Linked DNA regions of Homo sapiens: region 1 is linked to region 2. A link is an interaction called in ENCODE POLR2A ChIA-PET data of the cell type or tissue named here. Cell type or tissue: MCF 10A. All regions are shown on one strand. Links, peaks and the distances in the headings refer to the core of each region. The heading gives the core; the rest is flanking DNA.

Region 1 (10,105 bases), core at 1,165-9,164, 51 kb after region 2:
TAATTATCTGACCTGTTTGGGGGACCATGTCTCATTCATGTTTATATTTCCAGAAATTCTCTCTCTGACACTGTGCCTTCTCAGTCAAAATTTGTTGAATGACATTAACTTTTCATGTCCCAGAGATAAAAGATTGAATGTCTTGTACCTCCTTGGCTTCCTGTCCATTCTACTACATTTCTTTTTCTCTTTGTTTTTGTCTTTATTAGGTTTATTCACTGGATCTCTGAATACCCAGGCCCCCTCCACCATGGCCAGCCGGGGTGGGGGCCGGGGTCGTGGCCGGGGCCAGTTGACCTTCAACGTGGAGGCCGTGGGCATTGGGAAAGGGGATGCTTTGCCCCCACCCACCCTGCAGCCTTCTCCACTCTTCCCTGTGAGTCTCTCCACTCCCTTCCCAGACTCTCATGTGCCCCTGGCTGACTGTACATGATTCTGAATTCCTCCTGGACCATCATAAAACCATCCTCGCTTTGGCCCTCTCTCTATACTCCCAATGCACAGGGATGTTTTGCAGGCAAAGAAGTGTCCACCTTTACTTCTCCCCAGCTTTCAAAATAATATGTTACTCCCTCGATTGTCATTTGGCCCTCTGCTCAGTGGGAGTGTTAGACTAAATTGGGAGGAGGGGTCTTCCTAAATTTGTACTAGCATTTTCTCCCTGAACTGACCACTGCCCCTGCCTCTTTAGCCCTTGGAGTTCCGCCCAGTACCTTTGCCCTCAGGCGAGGAAGGGGAATATGTCCTGGCACTGAAGCAAGAGCTACGAGGAGCCATGAGGCAGCTCCCCTACTTCATCCGGCCAGCTGTCCCCAAGAGAGGTCAGTTGGAATGCTAGCATCATATTCTGAGTGCCTTCCATGGGGAGTGCCCTGTGCTCAGCACCACTGGGGGCCAGAGGGGCACAGGAAGCATACTATCTAACTGGGGAGATCATAATAGTTACCCCTGTATCTGAAATGCATTATAGTATTCATGGTTTGTTTTGAGTCTCATGATAGTCTTGGGACAGCAGGAGGTTAAATATTAAAATCCCATTTCACGTGTATAAGTAGGGGGATGTATTTTCTAAAAAATTATATATTTTTTATTTTTTTGTAAAATAGAGATAGGGTGTCCTTATGTTGTCCAGGCTGGTCTTGAACTTCTGGGCTCAAGAGATTCTCCTGCCTTGGCCTCCCAAAGTGCTGGGATTACAGGCATGAGCCACTGCGCCCAGCAAAATTTTTAACAATCTGGATATTATAAGCACCAACCAACAAGAGAATACTGAAATCCTGGTTTCTTATTCCCTAGCATACTTTCCACTGCACCACGCTATTTCTTAATACAGCCATGCCTTTGAACTAAGGGACAGAAAAAAAAAAAATCATCATGGCCGGGTGCGGTGGCTTACGCCTGTAATGGCCAGCACTTTGGGAGGCTGACATGGGTGGATCACTTGAGGCCAGGAGTTTGAGGCCAGCCTAGCCAATACGGTGAAACCCTGTCTCTACTAAAAATATAAAAATTAGCCAGGCACAGTGGTGTGTGCCTGTGGTCTCAGCTACTCGGGAGGCTGAGGCTGAGGCTGAGGCATGAGAATCGCTTGAACCTGGGAGGTGGAGGTTGCAGTGAGCTGAGATCTTGCCACTGCACTCTAGCCTGGGTGACACAGCAAACCTCTGTCTCAAAAAAAAAAGGCCAGGTGTGGTGGCTCACACCTAGAATCCCAGCACTTTGGGAGGCTGAGGTGGGCAGATCACGAGGTCAGGAGTTCAAGACCAGCTTGGCCAACATAGTGAAACCCCGTCTCTACAAAAAATACAAAAAAATTAGCCAGGCCTGGTGGCAGATGCCTCTAATCCCAGCTGCTTGGGAGGCTGAGGCAAGAATTGCTTGAACTTGGGAGGCGGAGGTTGCAGTGGGCTGAGATCACGCCACTGCACTCCAGCCCAGGCGACAGTGCGAGATTCTGTCTGAAAAAAAAAAATCGTAATTTTGGGTGGAAAAGGAACAGGTTAGAAGAGTGATAAGGGGCCGGGCGCAGTAATTCACGCCTGTAATCCCAGCACTTTGGGAGGCCGAGGTAGGTGGATCACGAGGTCAGGAGATTGAGACCATCCTGGCCAACATGGTGAAACCCCGTCTCTACTAAAAATACAAAAATTAGCTAGGCGTGGTGGTGTGTGCCTGTAGTCCCAGCTACTCAGGAGACTGAGGCAGGAGAATCGCTTGAACCTGGGAGGTGGAGGTTGCAGTAAGCTGAGATTGTACCACTGCACTCCAGCCTGAGGGACAGAGCGAGACTCTGTCTCAAAAAAAAAAAAAAAAAAAGTAGATAAGGTCCTCACTGAAGCTGACCCCCTGGGCTCTGGGTTTGGGGTAAGGAAACAGATAATTCCTCAGTATTGAGAGGGCTGGACTCTCAGGAACAGTCCTGTTCTGGGTCTCTGAAGGGATAAAACTTTGACCCTTCCACCCCTCAGATGTGGAGCGTTATTCAGACAAATATCAGATGTCAGGTCCGATTGACAATGCCATCGATTGGAACCCTGGTAGGTGATGGGCCCTTTCATTGACTGCCCTTCTTTCAAATGCATGGGATGCTTCAAGCTATTCCCACCACGCCCATGACCCCACCCCATTCCCCGATCCAGCATCTGCAAGCTAGAGCCTTAGTTATGGTCCAACACATTCTCAGATTCTACCTGAAAAAGCTATTAAATAGTTCCCACTACTCAGGAGATATCCAAGCCACTGAACAACTTTGGCCCAGCCCCTTCCTTCCTCTCCTTTAAAACCCTCACCCCCCTTTAAAACCAGTCAGTATTCACTGGAGACCCCAGGCAGGGTCCTATTGACATTTACGTTCCCACTATTCCCAGATTGGCGGCGTCTACCCCGGGAGCTAAAGATCCGAGTGCGGAAGCTACAGAAGGAACGTGAGTGTATCTGGAAAAAAGGAGGGAGAAGAGAGGTTTCCTTCATCAGCCTGAGGGCCGAGGCTGCTGCTGGTCTCACCTTCCATCCCAGTTCCTATACCCAATCTACCAAGTGTTGTTGCTAGATGTCATAGTGGCCACATGAGGGCAGCAGAGTGACATGTTCTTTGCATGAGGATGGGCTATAAAGCTGGCAAAATTTGCTCTCTGAAGGTTTACCTTTTGATCCCTCCACCAGGGATTACAATTCTGCTCCCCAAGAGGCCCCCTAAGACCACAGAAGATAAGGAGGAAACAATACAGAAACTAGAGGTGAGGAGGAAGTGTGCATAGAGACCTCCTGAGCCCTGGATCCATTCCCTCTCTCTTGGCCCATGTGTGCCTCAATTTTTCCCTTCTGTGAACTGAACCTGAGTTTCTATTCCTATTCATCCCCACATGAGACCCTGGAGAAGAAGGAAGAAGAAGTAACTTCAGAGGAGGATGAGGAGAAAGAAGAAGAAGAAGAGAAGGAAGAGGAGGAAGAAGAAGAGTATGATGAAGAAGAACATGAAGAGGTGAAGGGGACTCCTTCCACCTTAGTCCCCCTCCCTTTACCCTCTTTATACTAGGGTTGCTCTCCTCAGAGGGTTGGCATGCCAACAGAGATAGTGCCCCCCAGGGTAGGGGCTTCTCTCTACTTCATCTGCCCCCCTTCTACAAACTACAGCTGGAAGAGATGTCTCAGGCCTGGAATGGTGTGACTGAGAGGAAAGGGGTCTGGTACACAGGAAGGAAGGTGAATGCCAAATTGACTTTTACTTTTTTTTTTTCCATTTCAGGAAACTGATTACATCATGTCATATTTTGACAATGGAGAGGACTTTGGTGGTGACAGTGATGACAATATGGACGAGGCTATATACTGAAGAAGGACTCTGGACCCTCGTGTCTTTCTTTAGGATACAGAGAGTAACTGTACCTATTATTTGTTTCTTCAGACAAGCAAATCATTTGGTCAGAGTTCATATAATCTGTCTGTTCCCTGGAGATGGGAATAGAGGATGATGACAGTTTATTTTCTACACTTCCCCTCCTTCCACATTTGTATCACCTTTGCTATCTTGGGGAAAGTGCAAAGGACAAACATCTCAATTGTATGAAGGGAGAAAGGAGAATTGAAAGAAGAACTGGGGTTGTTAGAGCTGAGATGACTGTACACATACCCCTGCCCAATTTATATAGCTCTTTGTGGAGATAATTAGGGGTGGGAGCAGTTTGAAGGAGTAAGCCTGGTTTTATACTTTTAAATAAAGTGTTTTTATCTGTCTCTCTGTTGTGGGTGAGGCCTGGTGACAGAGGGCTGGAGGAATGAAGGAAATGCTTAACTAAGCCGGGTCTGGTGTGACACACTGGAGGGTTACAGCCCTACAGCCCGCTTGTCCTTTGTCCCTTCCCTTCTACCCCCATGGTGGGACACATATTCACAATCGAGCCCAGCCAAGGAATATTCAAGGCCTCATCTGTAGGGCAATGCAAAGTAAATTGTAGAGAACAGCCTACGCCCCCTGCAGTACAGCTGACTTCTGAGCCTCTGGTCCTCAGGCCACAAGGACATGATTGTGTCTGTTCACACATGTTCACAAGGACATAGGTCCTGTCTTTCCCACACTTGACCTTGATCTTGTCCTTATTTACAAAAAATGATTACAGCTATTTTTGTGGGGAAAGGCAAGAAAACCAGGTATGAGGAGGGAGGAGGAGCTGACTTATTCACCATACTCCCTCCTCTTCCAGACTCTGGAGATGCCACTTTGAAAGGTATGTCTGTGCAGAGCAAGTCCCCCTAAATATCCTGTTCTCCAGTTACAGAAACCAGTGTGTGGCTGAGTTGCAGTTTCTCTTTTGGTTCTTCCCTTTGTGGAATTTAGTTAGCCTTTCTCACTCCCTTTCTTTGGGGGAAGGGAGGTAGGCGGTGTGGTGTTGTTTTACAGGAAGTAAGGAGGGTGGGGAGGAAGGGAGTGACTTAGGGACACTCACAGATCTGAGAGATGCTTTCTCGCCCACAGAGCTCTCCCTTGGGTGAGGTCACTTTCCGAGGCTCTGATTGGCTTCTGAGGAAGCCTTAGATAAGCTGATTGGTTCCAGCCACTTGACATGCAACAGTCACGGGCAAGCTGCGTGTCCAGAATAGGAACTGAATAAGAAGGCATGCTATCATAGCAACCCTGCTGAGCATTTGAAAGCCGTAAGATGGGGTATAGAAGAACCTTCAAAAAATTCCCCAACTGCATTCAGGCAGGCCGACTGAATTCCCTACAGCATCAAGTGATAGAGACTGTCAATCTAAGGTTGAATATGTCTGACCCCATTGTAAAGAATGAAGAAAGACTGTGACTCCATTGAGGGAAAGCACCTTAAAAGCCTAGTTTGGGTGTGTTAGTTAGTGTTTACATAGAAGCAATGGCAGGTGCCATGGCTCAAGCCTGTAATCCCAGAAGTTTGGAAGACTGAGGCAAGAGGATTGCTTGAAGCCAGGAGTTTGAGACCAGTCTAGGCAACAAAGCGAGTCCCTGTCTCTACAACAAAAATATTTTAAAATATTTCAAATAGCTGAGCGTGGTGGCACTCCCTAGTAGTCCCAGCTACTAGGGAGGCTAAGGCAGGAGGATCCCTAGAGCCCTGGAGTTTGAGGCTGCGGTGAGCTATATGATTGCACCACCAGCCTGGGCAACAAAGCAAGAACCCGCCTCTAAGAAAAGAAGAAAAGAGTAGAAGCAGTGAAGGAAACAGGAATAGAAACAGAACATTCTAGAGTCATTGAGCAATTTATGATGATTGATGTGTTTTTTTTTTAGTCCTCCTGAGGTGTTGTGTTGAGTGGCAGGAAGGAAATAGGGGACCTGTAACGGGTTTCCCATAGCTGTACTTCAGCCTGTGATTATAGCTAGGGAGAGATCAGCAAAAACAAAAGTAAAAGCTATTGAAAATTTTCCTTTTGCATTGTTCCCTACATACACACACCAAGTCCTAACCTGGTCAACTATATGTGTCTGTGTTGGGAGCATAGCCACCCCATAAAGCCCACAATGTCAGCCTGGGAACTTAAAAGAGTGGGAACAAAGAAGATTCTGGAAAAGCAGCACACATCCTATGCACACACATCCTTTTCCCATGAAACTGGGGAAATGAGGACAAAGGTTGGAGTGACCACTTGAGATCAGTTGTATTACTTCAAAGTGTCAGGAAGATCAGACTATTCTTGGACTCTGCCCTGTCTGCAGGTGACCTTGCTGGACAAAGCCAGGGACACAGGACCCAGCAGCTTTCCCAGATTCTGAAGTGGTTCCAGGCATGAGCTAGACTTGTTTCCATCAACCTTTCCCCTACTTTCCATAGGTACTATCAGGCAGGCCTGAAGCCCAAGACCTAGTAAACAGGGTCACGGCTCCTATTCACTTTGGAAGAACCCCTGAGAGGTTAGGGCTTGAGGCCATACTTGCAAACTTTTTTTGTTTTGTCTTGTTTTGTTTTTTGAAATGGAGTCTCACTCTGTTGCCCAGGCTGGAGTGCAGTGGCACGATCTCAGCTCACTGCAACCTCTGCCTCCTGGATTCAAGTGATTCTGCTGCCCCAGCCTCCTGAGTAGCTGAGATTACAGGCGCACGCCACCATGCCCAGCTAATTTTTATATTTTTAGCAGAGACGGGGTTTCACCATGTTGGTCAGGCTGGTTCGAACTCCTGACCTTGTGATCTGCCTGCCTTGGCCTCCCAAAGTGCTGGGATTACAGGCGTGAGCCACCGTGCCCAGCGCCTGCTTGCAAACATTTACAGAGGACTTACACAGTGCTGCTCAGCCCAGTACTACTCGCCTGATAGGGCTTATGTTGAACAGATTGCTGCCATGTCCACAGCCTGGGCTGCACTGGCCCCAGGCAGGGTAGGTTCTCTGTCAAGAATCCTATCCTGGGCATGGTGGCTCCCACCTGTAATCCCACAGCTTTTGGAGGCTGAGGTGGGAGGTTGCTTGAGGCGAGTAGTTCAAGACCAGCTTGGGGCAACATAGTCTTCCCTAAGTCTGCCTCTACAAAAAAAAAAGGGAAAGAGTCCTATTTTTCTCTATGCTATGTTCCATCCCTAGCCTCATGATTTTTCTCCCATCTCAGGTGGGCAGTTTAAGAGGGGTCTGCAGACAGCCTCAGTGACTCAAGTGGTTTGAGGGAGGCTAAATGGCAGACCTGGAAGCAACATGTAGTTTAGATTGGGAGTGGAGACCAAAGAAAATTGGAGGGTCAGATGAATAAGGTAATTGGGCACCTATAATTTGGTAAGGAACAGACAGTTCTTTTCCTCAATTCACTTTTTTTAAGAGACAGTGTTTCACACTATTTTGTGGTCCTAGTTTCACCACTCCATAGCTTCGTGCCCTTCAGAAAGTCATGTATGTCTCCACTCCTCAGTATTCCTCATGTGTGAAATATAAATTTGGACTAGATGTGTCCACTGGGAGCCCTTCTAGCTCTCACATAGTAGGGCTTATGCTGATCCATCTGTAAGAATTCAAATGGGCCTGAGAACAAAGGCAGGATGTGCCTAGCTTTGGCTGAACACATTCCATTCGCTGGATTTCCCCACTTTATTTTCAGCCTAGGCAGACTAAAGATACCTCAGGCATCTGGCCAGTCGTTTCCAAGAACCTGCTTCAGCTTGGGTAGCAAGAAGATCAACAATTCCATCAACTAGCAAGAAAGGGACACCACCTACAGCAGAGTTCAAGGTCACAATCTGCAAGCCAGGACTCAAATCAAACAGGCCACCAGTAGATTTCTGACTGAAGAAGGGGCTGGTGGGCATGTCCTCTTCATCTCCCCTCGTATGTCATGTCCAGCCAGAGGATGGAGAAGAGAAATGAGCTCAACGAGAATAGCTCCACTAACTAATCTGGCCAAACCAGTAGTGACCTCTTCTCCACTGACCTTTCCCCTTCTGGGGCTCACATTTCCTCAAGGTCATTTGGGACCACAAAACTGGAAATAAGTTCCAGTTTCCTGCTATCACCTCAGAAAGGCCTTTGGCTCATCTCCAATAGACTTTAATTTGCCTCTTTGTATCTAGGAAAGAAGGGAGGTCCCCCTCATAACCTTAATGGGGGTCAGTGGGAAGACAATGATCCAGCTTAACTGCGGGACCGTAATGGCTAGGTGCTCTCACCTTGGGAATCCAAGATGTCAAGATGCTGGGGAAGGAATCCAGAGATTCCTTAGGCCTGATCCCAACCAATGCAGGAAGGGGCTAGGTCCCCACGACCTCAGAGTCTGGGATTATTCTCCATTCTCAAACCTCTCCTCCTCCCAGGATCCTCAGCTTTGGGCTGTGCTCCCAGCCCTTTCCTGAATAGTTCCCATCCTTGTGATTCCACATTGATCCTGGTTTACAGTAGAGAAAGGGGGAAAATATCCAAATCCTGTCTCTGATATTCTTTGGTACACTCAGGGCAGTGCTGATAATATTAGATTAGGAGGGAGGGAGTTAGACCTATTTTTGTCTTACCAAAAGGGGTAGGTGGAAGAAACTCACCTAAGTTAGGGATGTGGATTTGAGGTATTTCCTGTCTTGGAGAGAATAGGTAGAGTCCCATTTGGACAGGGAAAGAAGCCCTGGTACTCATCCTCCTTAGGCTCTGGTATGACCAGAGATGTAGCCATTTTGGAGAAGAAATTCCCTCTTCAAAGGAGGACAATTTAATGCTTGTACCTCATTTTTCTTAGGCAGAGTGATAAGAGGAAGTGACACAAAATGGGCTCAGTGGGAGAAAGGGCAAATGCTGATCAGCCCTTTTCTAAGTCTTCCATTTCCTTTCCAAGCCTCTTTCCTGGCACACCTAGACAATCTTTCTCATCTGACCATACTTGGCTGCTCTGGATCCCTCACCTCTCCCTTACTTGGCTTGGCTCCTGTTTTGGGTCTTGCTTTCTACCCTGAGCCGCCACACTAACACCTGTCCAGAGATATCAGGGATGTTTATACACTTCTCAGTGGCTGGACTGGGCCAGGCCTGGAGGGTTGGCTGAGGACCAGACAGAAAGCTTGTCACTCAGACTCATTCTTGTTGTTTTTCAAATTCTTTTCCTCTTTTTGACTCTTTCTCTGTGTCTTTTCTCCATGTCTCTCTTTACCTCATGCCTTTATACAGTGCTGTTTAAATTGGATTATTCCTAGGGTGATATGGTGAAGACTATTTGGAGCCACAGAATACACATGGCACATCTTCCAGAGTGTTAATTTTACTTTTAAGATTTGGTGGGGGAAGATAAATCATTTTTATGCTAAAACCAACACAAATATATTATGCAGTGTAAATCAAAATTTGCATTTTTTAAAGAAAATAGGTACTTCAAAGACATTTCTGGGTTATGACAGGCTACTTTAGACTGCTTTGGGAGTCCTGGGGGAAAATGGTTCACTCTCTTGTATCTTAGGGGTCCTGCAGAAGAAATATTTGAGAAGCTCTACTTAGAGCAGAGGTAACAAACTAAGACAAACCTAAACACTAAACAGGAGTCAGGCAGATATAAAAGATCGAAGCATGTGAGTGTAATGCAATAGGGAGTGGTGAGAACTGGCAAACCAGAGCCTGTCTAGCCCCTTCAGCTCCAGCTGATTAATGCCATGAAAGAATGTGACTCAGTGTTACCAAATATGATTGCTTTTTAAGAGACACCAGAACGGTAGATGTTAGTGAAATCTGATTTTTAAATGTTTACAACCGATTCAAATGTTTAGGAAAGGAAATACAGGTTTATTTATTTATTTATTTATTTTTAATTTTTTTTGAGACAGAGTTTCACTCTTGTTGCACAGGCTGGAGTGCAATGGTGCGATCTCGGCTAACTGCAACCTCCGCCTCCCAAGTTCAAGCAATTCCCCTGCCTCCGCCTCCTGACTAGCTGGGATTACAGGCCTGCACCACCATGCCCAACTAATTTGTATTTTTAGTAGAGATGGGGTTTCGCCGTGTTGGTCAGGCTGATCTCTAACTCCTGACCTCAGGTGATTTGCCTGCCTCAGACTCTCAAAGTGCTGAGATTACAGGTGTGAGCCACCGCACCCAGCCGGAAATATGGGTTTCTAAATGTCTGCAAGCTGGTTTGGCCTATGGGCCCCTGATTTGCTGCCTCTGGCTTAGTGTTTCCTCCAGCT
Region 2 (9,788 bases), core at 1-8,000:
ACCTGTTGCCTCTAGCATCATTTATTTATCTACCTACCTAATAGCTATCTACCAGTCACTAAACCATGGTGAGATTCTAACCATGTCTAGCACCTGATGCTAGAGATAATTTTGTTGAATCCCTTCAATTATAAACAGCTGAGTTAGCTGGACAAGGACTAGGGAGGCAATCAGTATTATTTATTCTTGAACACCATCAAGTCTAGACTTGGTGGCTTCATATTTCTATCATAATCCCTGGGGGTAAGAAATCATATAGTCCCAGGTTGGGAAGGGGAAAACGGTTTGCAACATTCTCCTCCTTGTAGGAGGCGAGCTCTGTCTCACTAGCTATGCCCCTCCATCAATTCACCCTATACTCAGATCAGAAGCTGAGTGTCTGAATTACAGTATATTTTCTAAATTCCTAGCCCCTGCTGGTGAATTTGCCCTCCCCCGCTCCTTTGACAATTGTCCCCGTGTTCGTCTCCGGGCCCTGAGACTGGCCCTGCTTATCTTGCTGACCTTCATCCTCTGCTGGACACCTTATTACCTACTGGGTATGTGGTACTGGTTCTCCCCCACCATGCTAACTGAAGTCCCTCCCAGCCTGAGCCACATCCTTTTCCTCTTGGGCCTCCTCAATGCTCCTTTGGATCCTCTCCTCTATGGGGCCTTCACCCTTGGCTGCCGAAGAGGGCACCAAGAACTTAGTATAGACTCTTCTAAAGAAGGGTCTGGGAGAATGCTCCAAGAGGAGATTCATGCCTTTAGACAGCTGGAAGTACAAAAAACTGTGACATCAAGAAGGGCAGGAGAAACAAAAGGCATTTCTATAACATCTATCTGATCCTAACAGAGTATGTAGGAACAGAATAGTAAGTCTTTAGTGCCATAAGATCTTAACATCTCACTTCTACTCCTGCTCTCCTAGTTCCCCCCAAAAAAGAAATACTGACCAGTGTCTCTACTTTAAACCCTACCTGAAACTTGAGACTATGTCTAATATAGAAACTCACATAACTAGCCCAGGTAACACAGCAAGACCCCATCTCTACAAAAATATTAAAAATTTAGCTGGGCATGGTGGCATGTGCCTGTAATCCCAACTACTAGGGACAGTGAGGCAGAAGGATGGCTTGAGCCCAAGAGTTTGAAGCTGCAGTGAGCTATGATCAGCTGCAATCCACCCTGGGTAACACAGCAAGACTCTATCTCAAAAAAAAGAAAAAAAAGAAATACATAGAGTTCAGTCCCTAGAAGTATCTTCACAATGATCCATACAGCCTTGCTATGCTTTAGAACTTTCAATTTTAGGACAGGAAAGTAACATTAAATGTAGAAAACAAAAATGGAACATTTATTCGCAACTCAAATACTACGCATATACGGTAAGAGATTAAATATAAACACAGCAAGTTCCACCCCAGTCCTATTTGTCCAAGGCTGCATGGTCAAATGGAATCTTGAAGAGAACACCTGGACAACAGAGGACCTGTCAGCGACGTCTCCGGTCTGGACTTCTGCTGCGTCTTCGGCCACCTCTAGGGAAAAAGAAGCAGGGAGAGGAGTCCATTAGAGGGACATAATACTAAGTCCTCATTCTGTTTCGTTCGTATTCCCTTCACCCAGACAGTATTTGCCCTCTTCATTTTACCTCCTCTTGCCTTTTGGTGGACCCCGAACAAAACACCAGTCAACGCTGATGGGCTGTCCCATCAAATCCTGGCCATTGAGTCCCTCCATAGCAGCCTGGGCTTCCTTGTATGTTTCATATTCAACTAGAGTATACCCCTGGGGAAAGTGAAAAGACAGATATGAAAACCCTCCTATTTCCCCAAGTATCACTGAGTATCTTTTTCCTCAAATCTAAACTCAGAAAAATCTACACACTTTAAACAATGAATGTACATCATATATCTCTACTGTATATATACATCATCTCCGTTTCTGTCTCTTTGGCGTGTCTGACAAAACATAGATTTCCAATGTCATTTTATTTCAACTTTGCTCTTGGCCAACCACAGCAAACACAGAACTACGAATGCTACCTAAGGCTTATGAAAGAAAGGAGGCAATAAAGTGTCACTTAGGATACCTTCAGATATCCTGTTCGCCTGTCGAGGTTGAGATGAATGTTTTTAATTTCCCCATATTCTGCGAATTTGTCGTGTATGTCTTCTTCGGTGGCTTCCTCATGGACTCCAGTTACAAAGAGAATCCAGCCTTCAACAGCTGTTGGGGGACGGGGGGAAGTTGTATGAGTACATGAGAGACACTTTAAGCAGGCTCACAGGAATAGAGTGAGTGCGGACTCAGATTGTTTAAGCTATCTCTGAACCCATTCCTACTGCGTTTAACTATTTTATTGGTTTCTAACTACTACCACAGACACGGATACCTCACAGGTTCCATTATTACTCACAGCGTTGTGGTCCGGGTTCATCGCCATCCTGCTCCACGCTGTCATAATCCTCACGCATCCGCGCTCGGGACCCCTCTTCTATAAGGGACATACACGAGATCACCGAAAACTCCTCCTTTCTCCCATTGTTCCTATGAGGTGGGTGGGGACTCCAAAACCCGTAGCTCCTGCCCTACTAGGCCACTCTACCCCATTTTCCCCACACTCACCGGAGCCAAAGCCGCGACCCTTCCGTTTCTTCGCTTTTTCTTTCAGTTTGTGAATGCTCTCTGGAACCCCAGAAGATAAAAGAATAAGTAACTATGACAGTCATTTGTAACAATCGTCTCTTTCCCAATACACTACCAGCAAGCCGACCCACACCGCCTCCAGTCTTAGTGCCTTCCCGGTCACGCCCTCCCTTCTCCTGAAGGGGGCGGAATCTCTAATCCACCCAAGACCCGGTTCCTCGATTCCCATCCTTACGACCGAGGAAAAAAGAGTAAATTTTCCTATTATAGCCTTCTCTCGCACCTTCCCCGCTTCCCACCAGCCGTCTCCACTGTCCTCACCGTCCCCATCCTCATCCATGGCGAAATCTTCGCCCCCAGCCTCGTGAAGATCTAGCACGTCCGCCATCTCGCCTTCGATCGAGATCTCGTCTGTGCCGCTCAGACACTAGGTACCTCGGGAAACTGTCGCAGAGGGGAAAGGTCGCCAGTCAAGCTGACCAATCAAAGGCTAACTCTAAATCCCTCCCTCTGCACGGTAAAAACACGCAAATTGGGGCGGGCCTAGTGCGGAAAGATACCGGAAGTGTTTCTGTGGCCATCTTGAACAGATCGCAAGCTAAATCATCCATCTTAGGAGGTACAGACTACAGGGGGCCGTGGCTTCCTCTTAACCGCGGCAGCTGCTGATAAATACTGTACTATTAACAGTGAGGCCCGGCGTAATTTCCTTATTAGAGGGCTTCTTTACGTCTCTTCATCCCAAACTGGGAAATGGTAATTGAAGAAACCCTTTTCTTTCAAAAATCCCAGGCCTGTACCCTGTCTTTAGGCAGCGTGGTGTATGATAGGAGCGTTTTTAAAAAATAGTTTGATCAGCAGTGAGGGCATAAAGAGCTGCTTCTGGAACCTGCAGCACCAAATTTCTCTTCAGGAAACTAACAGACTTGGTTGCAATACGGTTGGTGAGACAGATATCAATTTTTTTTTTAAATATAAAACTCCCTGCCTGTAATCCCAGCTACTAGGGAGGCTGAGGCAGGAGAATCGCTTGAACCCGAGAAACGGAAGCTGATTAGCTGGGCGTGGTGGAGTGCACCTGTAATCCCAGCTACCTAGGAGGCTGAGGCAGGAGAATCAGTTGAACCCGGGAGACGGAGGTTGCAGCGAGCCGAGATCTTGCCACTGCACTCCAGTCTGGGGGACAAGAGCGAGACTCTGTCTCAAAAAAAAAAAAAAAAAGTGAATAAGAGTAAAACGAAAAATAAAATTTAAAAAGCGATTAGGAGACACTAATTCATTCTCCACAGTAGGTACTGTGATCATTTTAAAAATCAGTTGGTTACATACCTACTAAAAATCCTTGTTGTTGTTGTTTTGAGACGTAGTCTCGCTCTATCACCCAGGCTAAGAGTGCAGTGGTGCAGTCTCGGCTCACTGCATCCTCTGCCTCCCGGGTTCAAGCAATTCTCCTGCCTCAAGCCTCCTGAGTACCTGGGACTACAGGCGCCCTCCAAGCCTCCTGAGTACCTGGGACTACAGGCGCCCCCCCCCACACACACACACACACCCGGCTAATTTTTGTATTTTTAGTAGAGACGGGATTTCACCATGTTGGCCAGGCTGGTCTTGAACTCCTGACCTCAAGTGATCCACCAGCCTCCACCTCCCAAAGTGCTGGGATTACAGGCGTGAGCCACTGCGCCCGGCCTAAAAACCCTTTTTGTTAGAGGGGTTTGGTTATACTACCCAGGCTGGCCTGAAACTCGCCTCCCAAGCATCTGGGACGACAGGGGTGTAACCATGCACCCGGCTCTTTCCTTGGCATTTTGCTGCACTTAGAATAAAAATTCAAACTCACAAAGCCTGCTCTGCCTGTGTTTTCAACCTGTTCAACCACCGTTCTTCTCCTTCACCCATGAAGCTCTCCTTGCTCTTTCGCCCAACTGTGGTGTGCTCTTTCTCATCCCAGGGCTTTTGCAACTTGGTTTGTTTTGTTTTTGAGACGGAGTCTCACTCTGTCACTCAGGCTGGAGTGCAGTGATGCGATCTTGGCTCACTGCAACCTCTGTCTCCTGGGTTCAAGGCTTCTCCTGCGCCAGCCTCCCGATTAGCTGGGACTACAGGCGTGCGGCACCACACCTAGCTAATTTTTGTATTTTTAGTGGAGACGGGGTTTCGCCATGTTGGCCAGGCTGGTTTCTAACTCCTGACTTCCGGTCATCCGCCCTTCTCGGCCTCCCAAAGTGTTTGGATTACAGGCATGAGCCACTGCTCCCCGCAGCTTTCTGTTCCTGGTGCTCTTCCTCTAGCTTTTCACATATTGGGTTCGACCTCATTTTTTTTTTTTTTTTTTTTTTTTTGAGATGGAGTATCGCTCTGTCACCCAGGCTGGAGTGCAGTGGCACGATCTCGGCCCACTGTAACCTCCACTTACTGGGTTCAAGCGATTCCTCTGCCTCAGCCTCCGGAGTAGCTGGGACTACAGGCACGTGCCACCACGCCCAGCTTTTTAAAATTTTTTTAGTAGAGACGGGGTTTCAGCATATTGGCCAGGCTAGTCTTGAACTCCGTACCTTGTGATCCACCCACCTCGGCCTCCCAAAGTGCTGGGATTACAGGCGTGAGCCACCGCGCCCGGCCGAGTTCGACCTCATTTTTAAGATCTCAATAGTACTGTCACCCAAAGGGGTCTTCTCTACCCTCCTGTCTTTAACTGTGTATTTCCTTCACAGAACTTAAATCAGAATCTTCTTTCATTCTTTTTTTTTTTTTAAGACAAGGTCTCACTCTGTCAACCAGGCTGAGTGCAGTGGTGCAATTATGGCTCACAGCAGCCAACCTCCCAGGCCCAAGTGATTCTCTTGCCTCAGCCTCCCGAATATCTGGGACTACAGGCACACGCCACTGCACACGGCTAATTTTTAAAAAATCTTTTGTAGAGACGGAGTCTTGCCATGTTGCTTAGGCCAGTCAGAATCTTTAATTACCTTGTTTACTTTCTAACTTGTTTATTGTCTGTTTTTCCCGTTAGAATGTAATCCTTATAGCAGAGATAGTTATTTACAACTAAAATCCCTGAAGTTTAGCCCAATGTCTGGCTCATGGTAGACATTTGGTAGATACTTATCGAATGAATGAATATTAGAATGGCAGGAAATTCTGTCTGCCCGATGCTATGTGACTGGAAAATAAAGCTGGAAATACAGTTTAGGGTCTGCTGTGCTAAGGATTTTGGAATTTATCCTATAGGCAAGAAATTTACCTACTTCAAATATTTGAGTATTCATGGTTTTTAATATTTGAAAATAGCCTCCATACTAGTTGTTGCTTATTATTTTTCCTTAAATAGACTGACTTTAAACATAAATTTACACTGAAAGGAAAATCAGTATTTTTCTACTACGAATTCAGATAAAAGCACAACTATTAAAAACTGTTTGCCCATCTATCATCTAAAATCATCTCAGGAACACATATAAAACTGGGAAATGGTAGGCCAGGCATGGTAGCTCATGCTTGTAAACCCAGCACTTTGGGAGGCCGAGGCAGGTGGATAGTTTGAGTTCAGGAGTTCAATACCAGCCTGGGCAACACAGCAAGATCCACCTCTACAAAAAATTTAAAAAGAATTACTTGGGTGTGGTGGTGTGTGCCTATAGACCTAGCTACTCTGGAGGTTGAGGTGGGAGGATTCCTTGAGCCTGGGAGGTGGAGGCTGCAGTGAGCCAAAATCACGCCACTGCATTCTGGCCTGCTCATTAGAGTGAGACCCTGTCTCAAAAAAAATAAAAAAAAACTTTGGGAAATGCTGCTAAAGGTAAAGATAGTTCAGTGATGGCTTAAGCAAGGGAGTGTCACAGTCATAAGTATTTTATAAAGAAATATGACAGTAGTATGGAGGATGTTAAGAATGGAGGTGAAGACCAGCTAGGAAGCTATTGTAGTGATCCAGTCTGGAGATGAGAAAGGACCAAACCTAAGCTCAGGCAGTAAATATGGACAAAACATATTAGGAGGTAGGCCAGGCGCAGTGGCTCACACCTGTAATCCCAGCACTTTGGGAGGTTGAGGCGGGCGGATCACCTGAGGTCGGGAGTTCGAGACCAGCCTGGCCAACATGGTAAAACCCCATCTCTATTAAAAATAAAAAAATTTGCCACGTGTGGTAGTGGGTGCCTGTAATCCCAGCTACTTGGGAGGCTGAGGCAGGAGAATCTCCTGAACCCAAGAGGCAGTGGATGCAGTGAGCTGATACTGCACCATTGTACTCCAGCCTGGGCAACAAGAGCAAAACTCTGTCTCAAAAACAACATATTTACATTATGGTAGAGGAGTTGAGGGTGGATCTGAGGTGTGTGGCTTAGGTAACAGTGTAGATAATAATTCTAATAATAGATCGGCGGGGCATGGTGGCTTACGCCTGTAATCCCAGCACTTTGGGAGGCCCAGGCAGGTGGATCACCTGAGGTCAGGAGTTCGAGACCAGCCTGGCCAACATGGTGAAACTCCATCTTTACTAAAAATACAAAAATTAGCTGGGCGTGGTGGCGGGCGCCTATAATCCCAGCTACTCAGAAGGCTGAGGCAGGAGAATCGCTTGAACCCAGGAGGCAGAGGTTGCAGTGAGCCGAGATCGCGCCATTTCACTCCAGCCTGGGGGACAAGAGCAAGACTTCGTCTCAAAAATAATAATAATAAGAATAATAATAATTCGAATAATCTAGAGAGTCAAAGAGGAATGAGTATGGAGAAATGTTTTTTATTTTCGATATGTTTCAAAGTGCTTTTGTCATATTCAGATGGCCGTGTCAAGTATGTGGAAAGTAAATGTAAAAGCTTAAAACAGGTTGGGGAGGAAGAAATAGATTTGAGAGTCATGTGTATAGTGGAGTTCAAGTCACCATAATGGGTGAGATTGCCAGTGGGAGTAGGTAGAGCTTGAGGAGAAAAGACCAAGGACAAACTCCAGGTTAAATATCTGCAGAAAGGGAGGCAGGCTGCCTTATGCAATCATTTCTACCACCCCAAAAATGCTAATAAAATTTTTTTTTTTTTTGAGATAGAGTCTCACCCTGATGTCCAGGCTGGAGTGCAATCACTCAGTCTCGGCTCACTGCAACCTCCACCTCCTGGGTTCAGGTAATTCTCCTGCCTCAGCCTCCCAAGTAGCTGGGATTACAGGCGCCCACCACCATGCCCAGCTAATTTTTAATTTTTTTTAGTAGAGATGGGGGTTTCACCATGGTGGCCAGGCTGGTCTCGAACTCCTGACCTCGTGATCCACCCGCCTCGGCCTCCCAAAGTGCTGGGATTACAGGCATGAGCCACCGCACCTGGCCTAAAAATTCTTCTTTAGTATATATGTAAAAGAACAGGGATGTTTTAGAGCTTCTTGTGGGGAAAAGAAAGGGAGACCAGATTGTTACTGTGTCTGTGTAGAAAGAAGTAGACATAGGAGGCTCCATTTTGTTCTGTACTAAGAAAAATTCTTCTGCATTGAGATGCTGTTAATCTGTAACACTACCCCCAACCCTGTGCTCCCTGAAACACGTGCTGTGTCAACTCAGGGTTAAATGGATTAAGGGCTGTGCAGGGTGTGCTTTGTTAAACAAATGCTTGAAGGTAGCATGCTTGTTAAGAGTCATCACCACTCCCTAATCTCAAACCACTTCCTAATCTCAAGTACCCAGAGACACAAACCACTGAGGAAGGCCGCAGGGATCTCTGCCTAGGAAAGCCAGGTATTGTCCAAGGTTTCTCCCCATGTGATAGCCTGAGATATGGCCTCGTGGGAAGGGAAAGACCTGACCGTCCCCCAGCCCGACACCCGTAAAGGGTCTGTGCTGAGGAGGATTAGTAAAAGAGGAAGTAACACCTCCTTGCGGTTGAGACAAGAGGAAGGCATCTGTCTCCTGCTCGTCCCTGGGCAATGGAATGTCTCGGTGTAAAACCTGATTGTATATTCCATCTACTGAGATAGGGGAAAGCCACCTTAGGGCTGGAGGTGGGACATGCGGGCAGCAATACTGCTCTTTAAGGCATTGAGATGTTTATGTGTATACATATCCAAAGCACAGCACTTAATTCTTTACCTTGTTTATGATGCAGAGACCTTTGTTCACGTGTTTACCTGCTGACCTTCTCTCCACTATTATCCTATGATCCTGCCACATCCCCCTCTCCGGGAAACGCCCAATAATGATCAATAAATACTAAGGGAACTCAGAGGCTGGCGTGGATCCTCCGTATACTGAACGCTGGTCAGCTGGGCCCAGTTTTCTTTCTCTATACTTTGTCTCTGTGTCTCTTGTTCCACCTAACGAGAAACGCCCACAGGTGTGGAGGGGCAACCCACCCCTTCACTTTTGTAATATATAGGTCTCAAGAAAGAGTCAGTCTGGCTCACTAGACAAAAATCTATTTTTAATTGTATAAAATTATACATATAAAATACATAGAATGTACTAAGAAGATGAGTAAAATCTTTGACACCAGAAGTGGACAGATCAGGAAACAATTTTTCTCAAGTTATTTGGGATCTTACTGGTTGGTATTTGAGAAAAATAATAAATCCAGGAGGTACGAGGGCAATTCTTCCCACAACTCACACCCCTTAATCCACACGTCCCAGAGAAAGGAGAAACAGGAGTGTTGATGAGTGCCAGCTTATAAATGTCAAACAGACACACCTGGTGTGTCTAGCTGTTTTTGCCTTTACTCCAACCCGACGTGTTTCATGGAATACAAACATGGGGCTTCTACCCCAGCTCTCTTCTGATTAGTAAGAAAAAAAAAATGATAGGGCCTGGAGAATTCAAGGAAGCCCGTTTCAAGCACTAATAAAATTGTAGCTGGATTCCTTACCTCTTACCCAACATGATTTCAAAAGCAAGAAAGTTGCCTTTCATCTTGCCCCTATCAAATCCAAAAGAGCCAATTATAGCCTGTTTCATAATCTATTTTTATTGTTGTTGTTACACTTGAACTTTCTGTTTGGAACCTAATCTATTTCTAAAAGCAAAGTCTGTATAATTGTTAAGTGGGAAGTCCAATTGCAGGAATACTAAATGTTCCAAGCTCAGTTTAGAAAGTACATGGGACAATAATATAGTATAAATAAGAGATCACAGAGACAAGGGGGAAATATATATTAGAGACCTCCAAAAAAATTC

What was found. Peaks named below come from ENCODE experiments on the same cell type or tissue, not always from the same donor. Only the 100,000 strongest peaks of a DNase experiment are listed, where the experiment ranks them.
Region 1: POLR2A ChIA-PET joins it to region 2 with 12 read pairs; 25 of 35 experiments call an interaction of 5 or more read pairs at or near these places.

Annotation. Positions count from the first base shown.
Region 1 is chr1:145,974,616-145,984,720 of GRCh38, forward strand. It overlaps POLR3GL (RNA polymerase III subunit GL), which reads left to right. Exons shown (of 8, transcript NM_032305.3): 2 at 210-376; 3 at 692-821; 4 at 2,469-2,537; 5 at 2,868-2,924; 6 at 3,163-3,236; 7 at 3,368-3,481; 8 at 3,746-4,233. The coding sequence starts at 251. The coding sequence ends at 3,832. Among named protein-coding and RNA genes, the nearest start is that of POLR3GL, 15 kb to the left of the region's middle. RefSeq lists enhancers at 1,457-1,956, 2,817-2,906, 3,887-4,652, 4,260-5,459, 4,621-4,670 and 4 more. In MCF 10A, for the core only: CTCF peaks have their summits at 3,077 (motif pointing right) and 4,462; DNase peaks (open chromatin) are centred at 3,076, 4,966 and 5,696.
Region 2 is chr1:145,924,405-145,934,192 of GRCh38, forward strand. It overlaps RBM8A (RNA binding motif protein 8A), which reads right to left and starts at 3,080. Exons shown (of 6, transcript NM_005105.5): 1 at 2,956-3,080; 2 at 2,614-2,673; 3 at 2,405-2,482; 4 at 2,078-2,214; 5 at 1,637-1,773; 6 at 1-1,523. The coding sequence starts at 3,022. The coding sequence ends at 1,478. LIX1L-AS1 (LIX1L antisense RNA 1) reads left to right here and starts at 2,427. Exons shown (of 3, transcript NR_147182.1): 1 at 2,427-2,542; 2 at 2,660-3,065. LIX1L (limb and CNS expressed 1 like) reads right to left here. Exons shown (of 6, transcript NM_153713.3): 6 at 9,019-9,788. It also overlaps the pseudogene GNRHR2. RefSeq lists enhancers at 2,016-3,215, 2,155-3,094, 2,897-2,946, 3,187-3,336. In MCF 10A, for the core only: a CTCF peak has its summit at 2,826 (motif pointing right); DNase peaks (open chromatin) are centred at 2,807 and 3,147.